Regions from separate parts of the Mus musculus genome. Here region 1 is linked to region 2. A link is a loop called in an ENCODE intact Hi-C map of the cell type or tissue named here. Cell type or tissue: heart. All regions are shown on one strand. Links, peaks and the distances in the headings refer to the core of each region. The heading gives the core; the rest is flanking DNA.

Region 1 (5,374 bases), core at 105-5,104, 160 kb after region 2:
TAACAGCAGGACCCTGCAAAGCTGGTGACTTCTCAGGAACCTGTTCCCTGGCCCTTGGTGGTCTCTGGTGGCACCTACAGACTTTTTATAATGAGTCTATATGGGAAAAAATTAATTGGAAAACAAAAACCACACAGGAGTATATATAAAAAGACAATTATATTTAGACACAAAAACCACTGCATAGTGGTGCAACCTTGTCTGTAACTCTTTAAACTTCCAGTCCTGGAAGGAAGGGAAGAAGAAAAAGACATGTATCCCTGGCTGTCCTGGAACTCACTCACTATGTAGACCAGGCTGGTCTCGAACTCAGAGATCTGCCTGCCTCTGCCTCCCAAGTGCTGGGATTAAAGGCATGGGCCACCACGGCCTGGCCCTTGTTATTTTTTGATGTCCCACATTTGAGATTCAGAACTAAACCCTTAGCACTCCGACCTCTCCCCTCGGGGAGTGGATGGCTCTCTGCTCAGCCCCACTTCATCCATCTCTGGAGTTCTCACTCTGTGTGAGGGTTAAGAGAGGCACTCAGTGTTCTGGGCCCTAGTATCTCATCAACCGACAGTTGAGTGGATGACGTGCGTGCCATTGCAATGACCACGCTGTATCAGTCATGTGCCCTCAGTTCTGCATGAAGTCTTTCTTTTGAGAGGCAGACCCATGACCCACCTGCAGGGGCATCTATAGGTGTTGCTGGGCCCACCGAGTTGTGTTTCTGCTGAAGAACTGCAGGAAGACACCTGATGGTGAACATTTGCTTTCTGCTATGTCCAGCCCTCGCAGGAAATGACTGCTAGCCTTGGGCCCATGCCCACAGGTGCGAGCGCTTCCGTCTTGGGAATGACAACACACATCAACGGAGATGCATGGCCCAGCAGTGAGGGAAGGTCAGTAGTGGAAAGTGGAAGGAGAAAGAAGCCCAAGACTTGCTCCCTCTCCCTCCCTGAGGGTCACATTAGTCCCTCCTCCTGGGGAAAACTCACAGAGGACCTTAGTTAATTCACCTTGGATCCCTGATCGCTATCACACACAATGCCTGGCACACTCAGGCACTGAAAAGAAATCCAACAAAGGAGAAAAGTCAAAAAGGTTGAAGTCAAAATTTATGCTGGGTGGGCCTATAATCCCAGCACTAGGGGGACAGAGGCAAGGGTTCTGGGGTTGAGGCCAGCCAGCATCACCCTGTCCCAAAATGTGTATTTTACTTACTCTCCGCTCCGTTTATCATGTGTGCTTACAGAGGCTGATGGTTTAGCTTAGTGGTAGAACAGATTTTTAGCCTTGGGTTCAATGTCAAATAACTTGTTGCCTAAACGGACTCTTGAGACTTAAAAATAAATTGGGGGTGGGGGCTGGAGAGACGGCCGGTGGGTTAGGTGTATTCTTCCAGCACCCACATCGGGCTGCTCACAACCATAACCTCAGCTCTGGGGAATTCGACGCTCTCTTCGGGCTTTCTCAGGGACCTGGACACATAGAACATATATGCACAGGGACACACAAGCAAAATTAAATCTTTAAAAAATAAATCATCTCTAACTGGGTGGTGGTGGTACACGCCTTTAATCTTAGCATTTGGGAGGCAAAGGCAGGCTGATATCTCTGAGTTCAAGGCCAGCCTCGTCTACAGATCTAGTTCCAGGGCAGCGAGGTTTCCACAGGGAAACTATGTCTTGAAAAACCTTCATGGTCGTTGTTGTGGTCATCATCATCTCTAATATTTAATGGCACAGATTCAGTCATATCCATGTCCTAAGGGTCCGACCAATGTTCAGTCCTATCCATTTGCTAGTATCGCGATAATGAGATGTTTGAATGCGTCACTGCACTTCCTGCTTTTTTTGGGGGGAGGGGGTTCAAGACAGGGTTTCTCTGTTTAGTCCTGGCTATCCTGGAACTCACTTTGTAGACCGGGCTGGCCTCGAACTCAGAAATCCTCCTGCCTCTGCCTCCCGAGTGCTGGGACTAAAGGCATGCGCTACCATGCCCAGCCTCCTGCTTTTCTTCTTGAAGTTCCCTCCAATCACTTTCCTTTTCTATAATCTGCAAAGGAGGTTTTTTCCTCTCTTTTACCCAGGTAATTGCAAAATTACTCTACTGTTTCCTTTCATGTAAATAAGCAAACAAAACAAAACTCGGGGTGCTGGGGTGTCATTTGTAATAAAGCATTTGCCTGGCATGACTGAACCTCTGGGTTTGCCTCCCAGCGCCTCAAAAGAACATTGAACTAATGTTATTTTTTAATTAGCAAAGCCAAAAATACCTTCCAAAGTGGTGGCATAGGGGAGAGGGAGAGGGAGAGGGAGAGGGAGAGGGAGGGGGAGGGGGAGGGGGAGGGGGAGGGGGAGGGGGAGGAGGAGGGGGAGAGGGAAGAGGGAAGAGGGAAGAGGGAGAGGGAGAGGGAGGAGAGGGAAGAGGGAGAGGGAGGGAGGAGAGGGAAGAGGGAGAGGGAGGGAGGAGAGGGAAGAGGGAGAGGGAGGGAGGAGAGGGAAGAGGGAGAGGGAAAGAAAGAGGAGGAGGAGGAGGAGGAGGATCAAGGGGAAGAGGAGAGAAGATTGTGATAGGTCCTGCTTCTGTGAGAATGGAGAGAGCTGGAGTTCCCCTGCTTTAAGGAAAGGGGTCGGCATGGATGCCCAGGGCCATACCCTGCCCTTCATTTCTCCAGGAGACCCGGCTTGGGACGCAGAGGATTAAGGTGAGGAAGCCACCTTTTTCCTTGGACAGGTAAGATCCATGTCACTATGCTCGTCGGGAGGGTCGCAGGCTATCTAGATTTCGTGTTTCATTCTCTCTAGGAGACTGACCTGCACAGACAGAGCAAACCCACTACCCTGCGGGAACTGGGGTCCTGGAGTGCCCCCTAGTGGAAGCAGCTGGGCATAACCGTGCACCCAGTGGAGACAGGACCAAAACCAACCTGGACAGCAGTATTGACCAAGGGCTTTAAAGAGCACAGGCTGCACTTTGCATTTTGTGCCCCGGGAACGACTCACATTGAAGACGATGTCTTCTGCGCCACAGTTCCTGACCTGACGAAAGACTGCGGAGAGCAGCTGCTGAATGATTTGTTCCCGCAGCTAATGAGCTTCCGGCTGGCGTACTGTATGCTTCCTTCACCTAAGACTGAACCAGGTGCTACTTCCTCTCGGAGATTCAAGAGCACACCAGGCCCCAGTTTATATTCTCTAAGAGAGACGATTTTAAGGACTCACACAAATTCAGCATGCACTGCAATAAATGGCAAGGAGGGGCTGGTGAGATGGCTCAGTGGGTAAGAGCACCCGACTGCTCTTCCGAAGGTCTGGAGTTCAAATCCCAGCAACCTTACATGGTGGCTCACAACCATCTGTAACAAGATCTGACGCCCTCTTCTGGAGTGTCTGAAGACAGCTACAGTGTACTGACATATAATAAATAAATAAATCTAAAAAAATAAATAAATAAATAAATAAATAAATAAATAAATGGCAAGGAAGGAAAAACAAAACAAAACAAAAAACAAGGCAGCAAGAACGTTTCACAGGAGGCCAGGGAGGACTTTCTGGAGGTGACACTGGAAATGGCAAAGGGGCCTGGTGTGGTAAGATAAGGTCACTTTGCAGGGCTGATCTACTCTTGGGGGCCACTGGCCACAGCTCACTGCTAGGTGGGAACAGGAAGGGGGCAACAGCAAGGAGACAAAAAGAGGGATTTTAGTTCCAATCTTCACTAGGGAATGTTAGTTGGAAACTCATTTAAAATGGAAATTTGGAGTCTTTGCCCTTGTTGAGCCTATTTATAGTGTCTGTTCTTCAGACTAAGGCATTCTCTGCTTCCTCCTCCTATGTCAAGGAATTTTTATTGGGTACCAAACACTGTGAAATTTATGGTTTTGGCAGGTGGACTATGCCATGTGCCTTTAAAGAGCATCGGAGCTTTTATGGCAAGCTGAACTCTCAATTGGAAACTTCTCTAGTCTTTTGAAGACTTGTATTCAAGCCTTGAAGAACAGGCCAGGCAAGGCCTTCTCTTCTTGGCTAACGTCACCTCACTTTCAAGGTGTGGCACCAGGAACTGGCCCCCATCTCTGCAGTTAAATCAAGACTGACTCTGGCCACTGGGAACTCGAGCACTTCTCCACTCCTGTGAACACTACAGTTGGTCTTCCCTTGCTCGTGACCCTTGTTGCCAAGGTCTTCTCTCCTCCCAGGAGCTGGGATGTTGAAGCAGGAGGATCACCGAGCGTTCAAGGACAGCCTTGTCTACATAGTGTTCCAGGACATCCAGGGTTACAAAGAGACCCTGTCAATTAATGCTGATGATAATAAAAGTGGGAGTAACTAAAGAAGACACACAGCATGGGCCTCTGGCTTCTACATGTGTGGTCAGGGGTGCACACCTATGAATGTTTGCTTTATGGGAGAGTTTATTATGCAGCTCTGGCTGTCTTGGATGTGATACGGAGAACTGGCTGGCCTCAAACTCACAAGATCCACCTGCCTCTGCCTTCTGGGTGCTAGGATTAAATCTATGCACTATTGAACTCAACCTACAAATAAATATTTTTTAAAAGTGCAAGACAAAACCACAGAAAGCAGGCCCTCAGAATGGTCCCACTGTCACCACTGTCTAGCAGGTGTACAACACTGTCTAGACCTTAGTGTAGGCTTTAAACACTCTTGGAACAGCTACTCTCAGCTCAAGAAACAAGCACAGTGAAGCAAGGGGGCATTTTTGTGGCATACACCTTAAGGGCTTCTTTCCATCTGTGGCCGCAGGACTCGGGATCTGTGTCACCGAGTATCTGACCCTTTGATGGCTCGGTCTTTGTTCACACAGAAAGGATTCATACTGGAGCCATGACAACGATTAGAAAAGCTAGCATGGTCCCTGGATGACTTCACTACCATCTGGTCATAGCGACGGTTAAAAGTTGTCAGGGACTCACCCGGGAGACAGGCCTTCGGGCACATCTGTGAAGAATTTCCTTGACTAGGCTAACATGAAACAGTATTTTAAAAAAACTGATTTAAAACATTTTAAAGATTTGTGATGCATGTTCTGTCTGTCTGTCTACCAAGTGCATGCCTGGTACCCTAGGAGACAGAGGAGGCCAATAAATTGCCTGGAACTGGAGTTATAGATGGCTGTGATCCACCATATAGGTGCTGGGAACCAAATCCTGGTCTTCTGGAAGATCAACCAGAGCTTTTAAACACGGAGCCATCTCTCTAACTACTAAAGACTGATTTTGAAGTTTTTTGAACTAATTAGTTAATTAATTAATGTTACAGAGCATATGTGGATGTCACAGGGCAACTTACATAAGATGGTCTTCTTCCACCATGTGGGTTTTGGGAATCAAACTCAAACTGTCAGGCCTGGCATTTTTACCCAC
Region 2 (5,374 bases), core at 261-5,260:
CTCAGAGATTTACCTGTCTCTGCCTTCCAGTGCTGGGCTTAAAAGTGTAAGCCACCATGACCTGGCTTAAACATATTTTTAATTAATTTTTCTTTTTAAAATTTTATGTGCATTGGTGTTTTGTCTGCATTCATGTCTGTGTGAGAGTGTTAAATCCCCTCGAACTGGAGTTGTGGACAGCTGTGAGAGGCCATGAGGATGCTGGGAATTAAGCCCAGGTCCTCTGGAAGAGCAGCCAGCCTGTGCTTAAACTAATGAGCTATTGCTCCACCCTCACCTTGGCTCCTAGTTCTAACCTCTCCGTATGTAGGCTCCTAAAGTAAGTGTGGAAAACCATGTAACTAAATCAAATTGAAGTTTCTCCTTTAAAGCCTCTATTGTTCAATCCTAACAAGCCACTTCAAATGTTTGCTCCTCTTCAAGTGCTCCCTAACTGTTCTAAAGTTCAGTCTCTACACGCTTCTGTGTCGTCACCCCCTGCCTGTCCACTCTATGGACAGGACCTCTCAAAGATACCCAGTGACAGCCACCTGCCAGGTGCAACACCTTCCCCTTGCAGAGCTCCACGGCAGCTGATGTTCTCAAGCCAGAATTGCTCTCCTCCCTGCACTCTACTCTTCTAGGCTCTACTTTGGGCTCTCTCTGGTTTCTCCCCTAAACTAAAAATCACCCAAGGTTCTCTTTCTTTTCCTCATCCCTACCAATTGTATCGTTTTGTTATTATGCTCTTTATTTTGTTTTTGAGGCAGCCTTACTCCTTGGCCCATGTTGGCCTCTAACTCTCCATCCTCCTGCCTCCACTTCCCAATTGCTAGGGTTACAGGCCTGTGCTATCACAAAAGACAAAGCTCGTTGGATTTATTATCTCCATGGTCCTAAACTACACCCATTCAACTAGAGTCCCCTCACTTACGAGTTTTTTTTCTAGTCAACTCTCATTCTTCTTCATGGTTCACAGCCAATGTTCAAAACTGAATTTAATCATTCCTTCTCAAACGGACTCAACTGCCACTCGTTCTCAAGTACCTAATCTTCTGAACTACTTTGACTATCTCTACCTCTGTTCCACCCTGATGTACCTAAAGTCTGTCAATTTCTAACTAAAATCTCATCTGCCACTACCTCATTTTACATGGGCTTTGCCTGCCTCATTGTGTCTACTCAGAAGTTCAGCAGGTCACGTGTGTCATAAGATACCATACACAGCTATCAAATCTAAGTTCCAACATTTTCTACCAATCTGCTTAGCACACGTAGTACCTATGTTTTATAAGGGTTGAAGGTGGCCCGAGGGAACCCCAAGATGGCTTAGTGTTTTGTGGGTGCTAACTAAATAAACTTAACAGTCTAAGCTCAATTTCTGGAACCTACATGGTTGAATGAGAAAAGTGATCCTTGGAAGCTAGCTTCTAATTTCTACCTGTAGGTACATTACAACCTTTTCTCAATGGACCCAGCTGTATCTATACCTCTAAATTCTACTTCCTATTTCAAGGTTTTCCTGAAACATCCCAAGGGCCTACTAATAGTAAGTCTTATTTACAGCTGAACTAGGAGGGATTGTAGAGAAGCATAACACAAAAAACAGGGCACAAATCAAGGCCTACAACATTTTCAGGATGGTGAGTCCATCGTGGGGGAATAAAAGTGGCTCATGCTGAAACTGCAAAGGGGCCACTTGTGAGATCCCACCAAGAAGGCAGGCTGTGTTACCAAGGGCAGACTATTATGGTGACTGAGTCCAACAGTCCTTCAACATTGTATTATAATGCAATTTTAACTCTTTTCAAAAATAATCACATAAATATACAACAATGGTGCTCTTAAGGTGTATGAGCCATTCAAACAAATATAGTTAATACTAGAGAAGATCTGTAAAGCCTTGCTATCTAGCAAAGGTGATAAAGGGCTTCCAGACTGTCCCAAGTGCTCCTTCTATTCCCCTGGGACAGTGGCATTTTGGTGTGAGCTTAAATATATGATACTAGAAGAAGGAAGGCAACTTCTGCTATGGGCTTCCAAACAATGATCCTAAACAAACGTGTAAGTGCAGTCGAGACAGCTCTAGTGCCTTAGGAAGTAAAGCTCTTATTCTCACTCCTGCAGATTTTAACCCTTCTCTCATGAATTTTGATCTGGAGACATGGGGAAAACATTTGCTTGCATTTTCTGGTACTGGTACTTATTCTAATAATTCATTTCCTGGAAACAGTTCCATGGTGTTAAGTAAAAGCAGTCACATTAGTGACTACTGGTCTCAGAAAATCCCACGTTAGTGTCCACTCTCACAAACACATACCATCCCCTCTGCTGGGGACCTTGGCTGAGAGACTATTTTCTGACCGATTCTCTTCTTCAGCCTTTTCCACTTGTTCAGCTTTGGGTTCATCTTTCCTCTCAAACTGTGTGGCTTCTTGAGGCTGATGATCTGAAGGGGTACCTGGTCTAGCAGATGACAATGACGTCTGAGGTACTTCCTCACTAGCTTCTGGAACACAAAGTAATCATAAATGAATTCAGGAAGGTTTTTGTTTAAGGTTGTGCGGGAAGACAAAAATGGCTCTCACCAGCCCCTGCTCTGTCTGTTTTCTCCCCCTCTCTTCGGTTTGTCTTATCCGGTTCTTTGGCCTCTTCGTTATGGCTGCTGTCAGAGTCAGAGCGCTCCTCTCCCTCCTCCACAGGCCTAAAGTCCATTTCCTGCTCTTCAGGAATAGGTTCTTTCTGCACTTTCTGTAGCAAGGAAATAAAACCAAAGTTTATCAGCATATTTGGTTTTGGTGTGAGGTCAGGGCTATCACGGTATTTAAAACAGTCTTCTTACTTTTAGAGAGAGGAATGCCCCAGAAGAGTCAAACGTGCCCATTTCTTCCTCAGCATCCTCTAAGCACCACTCCGGCAAGCTATCCCTGTCGTCATCTATGCTCCCACTGCCAGAGCGCACCCTTCGGTAACCACGCTCATCATCTCGGTCTCGAAAATCAAACTCAAACCTCCGACGGCGTTCCATGTGTTCCCGCCAGCCTGTAGAACGAGGGCCATCTGAGTTGAGGAGGAAGACAGAAACCTTAGGAAAGGGTTATGACAGTATTGGGAAAAGAAAATTATAGGGGGAAAAAAAAAAAGATGGCTATGAGCTGTAATGGTCAATCTCCTGAAGAGAAACAGGGTGAACTGAGCTCAGAGCTCAGAGCACTCACAGTATTTACCTTCACAGTATCGTGGCATGTTACTAAGTTGAGCTTTACAAGATAAATTTGGAACAAAGCACACTGAAAGGATACTTGGAATAATTAGGCAATCAATGAGCATTGATTAATTGTGTGGTCTACTCGTACCCAAAGTGCACTCCCTGGCTGTTACTTATGCTTTCTCTTTGGTATTAAAGCAGTTCCTTTCTTACCACAAAAGCATCATTCTATAAAGTATATCAGTTCCCTGTGTTAACTAACATCAAACTTACTGTGCCTAATTACTAGTGCTGAGTTTTCACTTATAATTCTGATTATAAACAACAACAAAAAATTCATGAAATTACATGACAGATAGAGTATGATGTAAGAGGTTTGATGTGGCAAAGCAGAGTGTTCAGTCCTGCATCCTGTGCTGCTTGCCCACAGGAGTAAGTTTCCTCCCCTTCCACCTTCTTCCTCAGCTCTTACTTCTTCCTAACATCCCCAGGGGCATTCCTAAATCCACCCCAGCATACTATTTACCAAATCTACTTTCCCAACAGAAAAGGACTGCCCTGCTCATTTTTCAGAAGTACTCTTCTGAAAGGAAAAGGGAAGTTCTTGCTACATCTGCCCAACCCACATCTAAAAGAGTCATAAAAAGAAAAATGGTTTTTAACCTATGAGTTTTCTAGTTTTGACTCTTACTCTGTTAAAGGATACAAGAAAGAAATGAGGCCAAAGTGAAATGCTCTCATTCCTGAGGTCAAATTTGCTAAAACTATCAATCTTAAAAAAAAAAAAAATACTGTGGAAAACATTAAGGTGCCAAATACAGACAAAAACATAGGATGTTCAAAAAGACAACGCCTGATATGTAAAACATTTACTACCTGAGAACTCAGAATTTTACATACACATTGTTTAAATGTAAGCCTAGAGCCATCAAAAGAAGTCTTGATGATCAAATGTTGGATCCCACTGCTATCGTTTCTAAGCAGTCTAAGTATGCACACAGATAGGAATCTATCCTTCTAGGCACTCAGCTCCTGTTTCCCTCTTACTGAGTTTCCTAAGTTCATCTCCCAGAGTGGAGGCTTCCCTGTTCTCTGAGCCCTATCTCTAGCTATATCCAGCTGTGAGCCCTGCTTTAGTAAAACTACATCTCGGAAGCCGTTTTACCAAGAGTTAGCAAAATCTTGCTCAGGAAACTAAATGTAGCAAGTGAGGCAGACGACTCATCACGGGTAACCTCAGCTTTATGGGCTTTTTGATCTAGAATAAAGTGAGGGTATCTCATTGGATAAATCAGTCTAAAATATTGTATTTAAAATTTTTATTCCAATTCGAATAAAAGATTTACTATAACCTAAAAGGTAGATGTTAGCCTATCACACCTAAGTGATTAGACAAAACACGCCAGACTTAAAAGCAAAATGTATTCTTTAAAACAAACAAAAAACAGCACAAATCTTTGGTTTTTTGTTTGTTTGTTTGTTTCCTCTAGATCGATTTTATCTTTATCCCCTAAAGCATCTTTTAAAAATACATGGACGGGGGAGCAGGAATGGATTGTGAAGCTGACAGCAAAACTAATATGAAAGACAAAACTGAAGGAGAAAGATTTAGGAAAGATGAGGAAAACACTATGTGAAATTCTAAGCTGTTGGGAGTACAACAGCAGAAAATGGCACTAAAAGCTGACCTAACTCCCTTCAACAGAATCAACATCACACACATGGGCCCAGAAGCACCAGTCACCTTCCAAAACATTCACCTTGTTTGTTTTTGACTAGCTGGAATTTCTCTTCTCCTTCAGCCCAGATTCTGTCCATTCTTCACTGAATGCTTGTTGGGAACATAAGTCTACAACACTTCTCCCTACAGACAAACTCAGCACAAGATGCTGCAATGCCTTGAAGAGAATTATGACGTGTAGTTGCCTAGATACAGACTAAGGATAACTGCCTAGATCCTATGATATAAACAATGCCCACTCATGACAAAAAAATCTGCCTCCTAAGATGCATCTCTGAAGAACTGGTATAATCATCAGGTTTTTGGTTAATTGCATAATGCCTCTATCTACATACCTCTTGATAACAAACTAAAAGCTTGCTACTGTATGTTGACTAGGTTAGAGGTTTGACTAACAACTTGACTCTTAAAAGAGGAAAATACTTACATTGATTTATAGTACTCAC

The links. Peaks named below come from ENCODE experiments on the same cell type or tissue, not always from the same donor. Only the 100,000 strongest peaks of a DNase experiment are listed, where the experiment ranks them.
Region 1: it touches region 2 in a loop (2.6-fold over the local background); 11 of 42 quality-filtered maps call a loop at or near these places.

Annotation. Positions count from the first base shown.
Region 1 is chr1:87,243,854-87,249,227 of GRCm38, reverse strand. No RefSeq gene overlaps it. Among named protein-coding and RNA genes, the nearest start is that of Efhd1, 18 kb to the left of the region's middle. In heart, for the core only: a CTCF peak has its summit at 2,861 (motif pointing left); a DNase peak (open chromatin) is centred at 2,867; H3K4me3 peaks cover 626 bases.
Region 2 is chr1:87,404,649-87,410,022 of GRCm38, reverse strand. It overlaps Gigyf2 (GRB10 interacting GYF protein 2), which reads right to left. Exons shown (of 29, transcript NM_146112.4): 10 at 2,822-3,039; 11 at 2,568-2,730; 12 at 2,300-2,488. Among named protein-coding and RNA genes, the nearest start is that of Kcnj13, 13 kb to the right of the region's middle. In heart, for the core only: no CTCF peak of the experiment used is centred there; no DNase peak of the experiment used is centred there.